Linked DNA regions of Homo sapiens: region 1 is linked to region 2. A link is an interaction called in ENCODE POLR2A ChIA-PET data of the cell type or tissue named here. Cell type or tissue: OCI-LY7. All regions are shown on one strand. Each heading gives the region's core, and the rest is flanking DNA. Links, peaks and the distances in the headings are about the cores only. Region 1 has its middle 7.0 kb from the start of PPP3CA-DT. Region 2 has its middle 200 kb from the start of BANK1.

Region 1 (5,397 bases), core at 331-5,330, 230 kb before region 2:
TTTTTTCTGAGTAGCTGATGGTAGACAGCAGTATGTCTGCTCTATCCTCACTTAAGTTAGTGGAGCACAATGCTGAGGAACCTGCAAAGTAGGACAGTCAATCCTGATAGGGCCATGAATGTATATGAGACTTTGATTTATTATCTTAAAGCTAATTCCTGTGACATTTCCTTCTCACATTTTCTAGTTCTACCCTACTTCCATAGAGGTTCTATGAAATATGCTATTCTACATAGATCTAATTTGAGGTTCAAACTAAAAGGAAGTTTTATTACCTATTTTTTTATTGCTCTTGAAATTTTGTTGAGCCTTGTTTCTTTCAGAAGGCAGTTTTACCCATTTAAAGAAGTTATTTTTCAAGGAACATTAAAAATTTTTGTATCAAATGTATTCAGGAATAAATTTAATTTTTTCCCATTAGGATTAAACTATAATTTATGGAATTATATGCTAAGTGTAATACAGACAGATATATTTTATGTAAAATTTGACAAGACAATCTGTGATCATTATACATTTGTATTTAATAAATTTTCATATTTATTTTATTTATTAATATGTTTGTATCATCATCTCATATCCTAGTTTTGGGCACAGAGTAGGTGCTCAACAAATTTTGTTGAATGAATTTTTAAAATGTATTGGTGTCCACTATATAAGTTACTAGCCTAAGTAACATTGTTCCTACTCTCAGAGAAATTTCAATATGACCCATGAAATTAAAAACATGCATCCCCACCCCTACACACACACACACACACACACACACACACACACACACACACACACATATATGCTGGAGAGAAATGTTATTAGTCCTTTCTCTTACTTTGAATTCTAATTTTATTACACATTTTGAAAATTATGAATAAATTAATGGTTCCAAGTCATAAATGTTTGCATTTAAAATATATGTGCTATTATATTTTTAAACATCCAAGAAATATACATGCTGTAAAACTTTATGTATTATGGATTCTCTAAACTTAGAATTTCAGAATATTTGACATGAAATGAGCTAAGTTTATATTTTAGGTGCTTTGAGAATAACTTCAACAATACCAGCAAAAGGCTTACTAATCAAACTACAGGTACAGACAAATTATAGGAGACCTGGTAAATCAATTTAGGAGAAAGTTTGTCAGAGCCTTTAAAAGCACATTTGCATATACAAAATCAATATAAGAATTAGTAACGAGTTTCACTCATCTAAGTTGGCAAAGACATATTTTTTACTTGAAACAGATTTTGCCAATTATTGATTAAAAATTGCAAGTAAATATTCTACCATTTAGAAGAATTGGCTAGCCTTCTTTCCATTTACTTCCAATTAGTGAGATTTTTTTTTTTACTACTGTTCATGGCTAGTGGAAGGCATATATTCACAAGGTATTTACTGAGACTGGGTGTGGTGGCTCACACCTATAATCCCAGCACTTTGGGAGGCCAAGGTGAGTGGATCACCTGAGGTCAGGAGTTTGAGACCAGCCTGGCCAACATGGTGAAACCCCATCTCTACTAAAAATATAAAAATTAGCCAACCATGTGGCAGCTGCCTGTAGTCCCAGCTACTTGGGAGGCTGAGACAGGAGAATCGCTTGAACTTGGGAGGTGGAGGTCACAGTGAGCCGAGATAGTATCATTGCACTCCAGCCTGGACAACAGAGCGAGACTCTCTCTCAGGAGAAAAAAAAGGGGGGGTATTTATTGAACACCTATACGTATCAGGCACTAGGAATATAATATGAAAAAAAGCAAAGCAAAGTGTCTGCCCTCATAAAACTTATGTTCTAGTGAGGAGAGACAGATAATAGTAAAGAACAATTAATAACAGTTACACACACACACACACACACACAACATGTCAGGCAGACTAAGTAATAAGTGCAAACAATGCATAGTGGTAAGAACATTGAGGGAAGTGATGAGAAGAAGGGTACTATAGTCAGCCCTCTGTATCTGTGGATTCTACGTTCATGGATTCGACCAACTTTGAATCAAAAATATTTCGGGAAAAAAGATAACTACTTGTATACTGAATATGTGCAGACTTTCTTTTCTTGTCATTATTTCCTAACAAGACAGTGTAGAAACTATTTACATAGCATTTACATTGTGTTAGCTATTATAAGTAATATAGAGATGATTTTAAATATACAGGGGGATGTGCAAAGGTTACATGCAAATACTACACCATTTTATATCAGGGATTTTAGTGTGTGTGGATTTGGGTATCCTCAAGAAGTCCTGGAACCAAACTCCACAGATACTAAAGTACCACTGTACTTGTTGTAGACAGCTTGGACTGGGAAGTCCTCTCTGAGAAGGTGATATTTGAACAGAGATTCAAATGAAATAATGAAGATATTTATGCCACTATGTGGAAGAAGAGAGTTCCCAGTAAAAGGAACTGCATATGCAAAGGTCCAGAGTTAAGAGTCTGGTTGACATGTTTACAAACTCTGAAAGGAAGCCAGGGTAGTTGGAGCAGAATGAACTCGAAAGAGTGGTACAAGATAAGGTTAGGGAGATCATGAAAAGTCAGATTATGTAGGGCCTTAACCATAGGAACGACTGAATTTTATTCTGGGTGAAATGAAAGGGATTTTGTTAGGAAATGATATGATAGGACTTAAGTTTAAAGAAAACAATCATTCTTTGGTAAAAACTGACCCTGGATGTAATGGAGGGAAGGAAGAATGAATAGATATGGGAAGATGTAGTTAAAGGACTATTGTCATAATCCAATAGAAGTAAGGTAGTTTGGGTTATATAGTTTAGAAGACAGTGGTGAAAAGCATCCAATACCAAAAATGCATTTTAAAAGTAGAACTAACAGAATTTGCTGATGGATTGGATACAGGATGTGAGAAAAATAAAAAAGAAGAATCAAGAACTACAAGATTTTGAGTCTCAGCAAATGGAAGATAAGAGTTAACATTTACTAAGAAAGAAAACATTAGAAATGGACAGCATATTTGCTGGAGAAGATCTAAAGTTAGCTTTAGATATGTTAACTCTGAGGCGCATATTGTACATGGAAGTGGAAATGGCATGTGGGCAGTCGGATATATAAGCCTGAACTTGAAAGTCTTGTGTATAAAATTGGAAATCGTGGGCATAATAGTGCTTTATTTCAGTTAGAAGGTAGGAAGAATAGGAGGTTCCAGCAAAACCAACTGAAAGAAGCAGCTTCTGGGATTGAAAGGTAACGTCCCCACAGTCAAGCAAATGAATTGTGTCAACCATGCTGATAGGTTAAGTAAAATGACAACTGAAATTTGATTGTTGATTTTAATAAAAAGAGAAATTATTTGTGATCTTGACAAGGTAGACTTGTATACCTAACAAAAATAGCACCTCATCACTCTCTGCCTCTTTATAGGGTTTCAGTTCCTTTTCAGTATTTATAACTACTTGACGTTGCATCTGTATGTGTGCTGTGTTTGATTTATTTGTTTGTTGGTCTTCTGTCATCTACTTAGATAATATGAACCTTGAGAGCAGGGACTTTGTTTTGTTCCCAATTGAATTTCCATCGCCTGTAACATGCCTACCATATTCCAGGTGCTTAATATATGTTTGTTGAAAAAAAACAAATATTTGATTACAATGTTAGTCTGGGTTAGTTTTTCTAACCTTCTAAATAGTTTAAATAAGCATTTCAAATATTTTTAGGAAAAACTAAAATTTCACATTTAGATTTTTTAAAGTTACAGAGTCAACTTTCGTAGAGAGTGGACTCAGGCCTTGAGGATGACAGATGGAATTCAGGAGTTTAGTTTTTAGCACGAGGTGTGTCTCTCACACATCCGTACTGTAAGAATAATTACTTATATAGATCCAAGGGAAGACACAGTATTACTCATATTTCTTCCTTCTCCAAATACACAAAGGGTTCTATTGTTTGCTTGCAACATCTAAGCTATTCCCTGGTGATAAGTTAGGACAGATAGCAGCAATTTTCAGAGAGGAAGTGGATACGGTTTGGGTTATGGTTGTTTAGGAGCAGTCCTCAAAAGAGTTTCCCTCTCTATTTCAGGGTGTTACCTGTGCCCAGCCCAAAGAAATCTAGTCTGTCTTAGAAATTGTGTTAATATGCTTTAGGGTGCCCGTCCTGCCCATATCCCTGCTGTAGGTAAAATGCCTCAGTAGCCTCACCTGCCAAGTGATCATCAGGTCACAGGTTTAATTACTGCCATTACAGGGGATTGGACTAGGGTGGATGAACATCTGACTAGGGGGTACCTATGGGCTGGTAACCTTTAACTTCCCTAATCTAATTTGCACAAGTAAGCTAGATTAATCAGATGCCTTCTGTGAAGGGCTTGCCCTTAAAATTCAAAGGAAAGTGTACGGTTATTGTTTGAATAAAGGGAAATGCAGGCTGGGGTTAACGTAGCCACTAGCACATGATTCATGTGCAAGGCATGTAAACAGATGAAGCCATTCTGGGTAGAGGGGTAATAGGTCAGATTCAACAGGGGCGGAGAGAGCAGAAAGAGACATTTCAAAATCTGTGTTCTTTTTGTCCTTCCAAGGCATCATTGTTTAATTTTTTTCTGGATATATAAACCCCTCAATACCCTTACAATAAACCCTATTTTCTACAGCTAGTTTGAGTGTTATGTTCCTTACAACCAAAGACCCCTAAAAAGAGCCACTAAGATTGTTACTTTACGCCCTCTGTAAGTTTTCACCTACTGATTCTGGTGCTTATGGCAATGCTCTTCTTCAGCAGACAATGACCATATTCTACCTTCATCCTTGCCCATACCATTGTTTCTATAGCACACTCAGTACAAAAAAATTAAAGGAGAAAAATTAGTATGGATGGAAAGAGGGATAGATAGACTCTGACTAGGCAGTCTTGGGGAATTTTTGAGCTATTGACTGAATATTCTCCATGCCTATTGCCATGTCATCATCAGGCAGGTTATAGGCTATGCTGCAGTAAAAATGGAAAATCTTGGTAGCTTAACAAAAGTTTGAATTTCTCTGCAGGTCTGGGCAGCCCTCCAGGCTGACTCAGCATTCCAGCCTCCTACAATCAGATAGCACAAATATTAACACCTGGTTCCACAGTCACCCAACAGGGCTGGAGAGGGCTGAAGGTCTAAGCCCTAGCAATCAAATGCTTCTGCCTGGAAGTGATACTCATGAATGACCACACTCACATTCCATAGGCTGAATTCATCATTTGGCTAAACCTAATTTCAAGGGAGGCAGAGTTATGTGATTCTCCCACATGTCTGAAATTAGAGATCAAACATTTATAAAGGGTAATAATGCCAATCAGCGTATCTAAATAACCCATCTAATCCTGTGGGACCCATATGCTACTCATTACAACCCAGTGACTAGGACATTTGTCTTATCTGTTTCACATGCCACAGT
Region 2 (5,397 bases), core at 319-5,318:
AGAGTGTCCTTGTTTGACTAATGGTCAACCTCAATCTAAAAGAATCAACTCCCCAATTCTCAGCTTTCTTATTAAATTTTCCTAATATATTGTTATAAATATGCACCTCTTTCTAAAAATAATTTTTCTAAATCATGCCAATTATTCTTTCTCATATTCCTTTATACAAATTACCCTTTTTATGCTTTATAAAAGAAAGGTGTGTCTTCCTTTAATTTAAATCTTGGAAAGAGATATCTGAGATAGCGGAGCAGAGAGCATCGATAAATGTTTCACCCAGATATCTAATCCATGTCCAGCTTCCTGATCTATCTTTCTCCGAGATGGAATTTGAAGTGATATATTTTCATGGGCATCTTTATTAAAATATTTATTTTACTTGAAAAATGAAGTTATATTTTACATATTGACAATAAGTTTTATTGGCTTGACAATGAAGACTGGATTGGTCCATTATATTTGTAAGAAATATTTTATAATTCAGGGATCTAAATCTGCAATTCCTTGCTTTTGAAAAATACAGATTTAAGTTGCAAGTTAAGTAATTTCTTAATACGTAATGCACTGGAAAGTGTGTATTTAAAAGTAACAACTTTTTTGTATTTCCAACCCTTTCTAAACATGTCATGATAATATAGCAATTTTAGCAAATGAGTTAGAAATAGAATTAGTAGTTATTTGGTAAGTCTTGGTAAGGTGGTGTTTTTTATTTTTGGTATATTTCCTAGAAATTGAAAAAACGAATGATTCTCAATGACTAAGAAATAATTTGGTGACTCAGATGGTTTCTATTTTCCTTTAAAAACAAGAATTGGGTTGACCATTGGTAAATCATTAAACATATCTTTTGTTGAATGTTCACTATGTGATTTTTGATATATAAGTCTGAAAGTATTCAATAAATTAATACTGTTATAATAAACTTCTCCCATTTTCATCGACTTATTTATGTAAACCATTTTTCTCATGCTTACATATATCTAAATATAAAAAAAATTCTAGCAATAAATAGTCACAAATCTATAAACAAACTGAAAAAAATCGCCATTTACTTTTAGTTGCATTTCCAATAAAAACTTACTGTGCATATTTCGTATTTTTCTTTCTTTCTTTTGTTTTTTTTTTTTGAGACAGAGTCTTGCTCTGTCGCCCAGGCTGGAGTGCAGTGAGCTCCACCTCCTGGGTTTGCTCCATCTTCCTGCCTCAGCCTCCTGAGTAGCTGGGACTACAGGTGCCCGCCACCATGCCTGGCTAATTTTTTTTTTTTTTTGTATTTTTAGTAGAGACAGTGTTTCATCATGTTAGCCAGGATGGTTTCGATCTCCTGACCTTGTGATCCGCCCGCCTCGGCTTCCCAAAGTGCTGGGATTACAGGCATGAGCCAACACGCCTGGCCTCGTATTTTTCAAAAGTCATAATCTTATTTGATTTTATATTAATAGCAATTACATTCAATTAGAATATTTAATATATTATTGCAGTATGCTGAAAATAAAAATTTTAAACCTTTTAAATTATGAAAATAACTTGAGATGTATGTGTGGGGAAGTTTGAAGACCATTGAGGTATAGAACCTGTCCCTGCTCCACTCTATTTTTTCCTAATATTTCTCCCTAACAATATACAGGCATTGTTATTTTTCTTAATTTGTTTTTATTGTATATTATTTAAGGTACACAGTATAGCTTTTGTTATTGTTGTTTAGGGACAAGGCCTTGATATATTACCCAGGCTGGAGTGCAATGGCACTATCCTAGCTCACTGCTGCCTTGCACTCTTGGGCTCAAGGAAAACTTCCACCTCAGCCCCCCAAGCTGAGACTACAGGTGCTTGCCATCAAGCTGGCTAATTTTTTTTATTTTTTTCTTATAGAGATGAAGTGTTGCTATGTTGCTCAGGCTTGTCTCAAACTCCTGGACTCAAATGATCCTCCTATGTTAGCCTCCCAAAGTTCTGCGATTACAGGTGTGAGCCACCATGTCTGGCCAACATGATGTTATAATATAAATCATAAATAGGTGAAAGGATGAGTATAGTCAAGCAAATTAACATATGCATCATCACATATAGTATGAGATCTCTCAGGTATCATTGTTAAAGAAAATAAAATATTTCTAATTCATGTACGATATTTTTATTTGTAAAAGTGTATGTAAATTAAGTGTATTATACATTTTGTGCTTATAACACCTACAGAACCTACAAGAACAGTTACCAACTCTTCAGCCAGGTATTTATGATATCTCCAGTTCTACCCGCATTGTTTAAAAACTTTTCTTTTATTGTTTTCCAATGCAAATGCCAGGGGACCTCTTAAATATGCTCTAAGCTTTTGCTCTACTACCAATATTTCTTAAAGTACTCTTTGTTTGCCTCTTGCTCCATCCAAAGCCTCCTTTCATTAGAACATAGCCCAAACTTTACCTTCTCAACAAATAGTGCCGATTTCTCCCGTGGGTCATTCATCTTATCTTCAAATGCCTTTGACTCTTGAATCCACAGTTACACTCTGACATATAAGTCCCCTTCTCTCCTATCATGCTTCACAAGCACACCATGTCCTACCTGTGTGGATATACTCCAAATTTCTCTAATATCAAGCACTATTTTCTCTACCTAAAATGCCTTTTCCCTCTGCTTTCTATTTCTCCAGCTCTCAGAATTTCCATTCACCCTTTAAGATCTAGCTGAAATATTTGCTCATTTGGGAAGACCTCCCAGATAATCTGAAATTTGGTTAGTCCCACCTTTGTGATTTCATAGAGTGAACTTACATTTATATCACTTATATCAGATATTGTATGTATTCATTTATATTATTTGTCTTCCCCATTGTAATACCAGACAAAAGTTTTAAATACATCTTTAGGGAGTAAAAGATCTTATGGCCCTGATCATTGAGTGTAGTCTGAAACATATAGTGGAAATGCGAAGAATGTTAATTGAATTAATATCTCACAGGTAAATAGCAATTCACCGAATAAATGAAATTTTTTGTTTTACATTTATCTCAAGTATAAAAACTCAGAAAATAAGAGCAACAAAAATGTCAAGGTTTGTGAAATGGACATGTATAGAAACCTAGATCTGCAGAATATACAGAACTTCTAAAAAATCGTCTCAATATTTTTAAATAATTGTAAGCACACAAACCACATCATACTACCACATTGCAATTAATTAAGGAAGAACAACAAAACATAACCAGAAAAAAATTTGTCTTAAAAATCTAAAAAAGTTTTTATCTTAGGAGTAAAAATCATAATGTAAGCTAGAAAATATTTATAAGTAAATAATAATGACAAAACTGTATGAAAAAAGTTATGAGATACAACCAAAGCATAACTTATAGGAAATTTAAAGTATTAATACTTATAATAGAAAAAAGGAAAGTTTGAAATTAATGAGTCAAATATCTAACCCAAGGAGAAAAAAAAAAAGAAGAAGAAAGGAAATGATGAATAAAAGACTTGAAACTACTAAAGTAGAAAACATAACAGAAAGAATCAGCAAAGCCAAAAGAGGATGAAATTTATAATTTTTCAAGGAAGATATGTAAATAAAAAGACAAAGGCAGAAAAATATTAAAAACTATTATTAATTAAGAATAAAACTAACAAAAATATGTAGACTCTGAAAAGATTAGGGACATTGTCAGCACTCTGTGTCAATATTTTTGAAATCTTAGATAAAATATATACCTTTCTAGAAAGGTATGTGCTAAAACTGACTCAAGAAATGAACGTCTGAATGGTCCTATACCTTTAAAAGAATTAATTCACCAGTTAATAATATTCCAAAGCAAACTCAAGGACATTTTAATTCTGGAATTAAAAAAAAATGCCAGAAAAGTGAAAAAGAATTTTGAAAAATATTATAATAGTTGATAAAGGCAAGTCAATATACATAACTTATGTATATTACATAGCAGAGTAATAAAATAAACATCTATGAACATATCACCTCATTTACAACCTTAGAAACTTCCAGTATTGGCCAGTGAGTAGTCCTTTTCTAGCCTATCCTGCTACCTCTCTCAGAGGCAAACAGTATCCTGAGTTTTACGTTTTCTGTAATAGACTTTTTTAAAAAAAATTGAGATATACGGCCGGGCGCGGTGTCTCATGCCTGTAATTCTAGCACTTTGAGAGGCCGAGGCAGGCAGATCACGAGGTCAGGAGATCGAGACCATCCTGGCTAACACGGTGAAACCCTGTCTCTACTAAAAATACAAAAAATTAGCCAGATGTGGTGGCGGGTGCCTGTAGTCCCAGCTACTCAAAAGGCTGAGGAAGGAGAATGGTGTGAACCTCGGAGGTGGAGCTTGCAGTGAGCCGAGATTGAGCCACTGCACTCCAGCCTGGGCGACAGAGCGAGACTGTCTCAAAAAAAATGAGATATACTTTGCATTTAATAAAATGCATAGATATTCATACATTTTGGCAAATAACTATATATGATAAAAATTTCATTACTCTAAATAATTCCCCCTCATCCCACCAAGACAACCAATGTACTCTACTTTTCTGATTTCTATCACCATAGGTTAGTTTTGTCTTTCTTGAGTTTTATATGTGTATATGTGTGTTTCTTTTGCAATTTATCCATGTCACATTAGTAGTTCATTTTTTAGTTTTGAGCAGTTTCCCAGGGTATAAATATAGTACAGGTTGTTCACTCATTTTTCCATTGAGGGAATCAATGGAATTTAGTCTCCAATTTAGTGTTGTTATGATTAAACTGATATAAACATTCCCGTACAGTTATTTTATTTTATTTTATTTTTTATTTTTGTTTTAACATTCTTGTGTAAATATTTTGAAGCAGAAATACTGTATCAATGGGTAGGTGTACCTTTTATATAAGAGGCTGATAAACTGTTTCCTAAAATGGTTCACTCTCACTAGACATTTCTTAGAGTTTCAGTTACATCACTTGCAACAGGAACTTTGGATGTTGCCAGTCTTCTTAATTTTAGTCATTCTAATGTGTGGGAAGCAGTAACTCATCAGAGTTTTAATATGCATTTCCCTGATAAATAATGCATTTGAACAACTTCTCACATGTTTGAATGCCTTGGGAAAGAAAGGGTTTCTGAAAGAGGGCTTTGCATGTTTTGTATATAAATTTAAAAAGTTAATCTGAGTGTTTTCGGATTTAAACACTCAGATTTCTGTAGTTCCATTACTCATAGAAATCTAGGTTTCTGAGTATATGACATTCCCTCCTCTCTTACAAATAAAGAAGTCCATAGAAATATGCAAATGATTCAGGTCAAGATGTAAGGGAAAGTTTTACATACCAACAAGTTAATAAACTTTAAGTTGTACTCCTAGCATGACCTCTCAGTCTGAATGAGTGCTATCAAAAACAACACATAATGTATCAGGGAAAAAT

Evidence for each region. ChIA-PET counts read pairs that join two places held together with the same protein. Peaks named below come from ENCODE experiments on the same cell type or tissue, not always from the same donor. Only the 100,000 strongest peaks of a DNase experiment are listed, where the experiment ranks them.
Region 1: POLR2A ChIA-PET joins it to region 2 with 9 read pairs; 4 of 35 experiments call an interaction of 5 or more read pairs at or near these places.

What each region holds. Positions count from the first base shown.
Region 1 is chr4:101,352,075-101,357,471 of GRCh38, forward strand. No RefSeq gene overlaps it. Among named protein-coding and RNA genes, the nearest start is that of PPP3CA-DT, 7.0 kb to the left of the region's middle. In OCI-LY7, for the core only: no CTCF peak of the experiment used is centred there; a DNase peak (open chromatin) is centred at 3,397; H3K4me3 peaks cover 1,210 bases; H3K27ac peaks cover 571 bases.
Region 2 is chr4:101,583,727-101,589,123 of GRCh38, forward strand. No RefSeq gene overlaps it. Among named protein-coding and RNA genes, the nearest start is that of BANK1, 200 kb to the right of the region's middle. In OCI-LY7, for the core only: no CTCF peak of the experiment used is centred there; no DNase peak of the experiment used is centred there.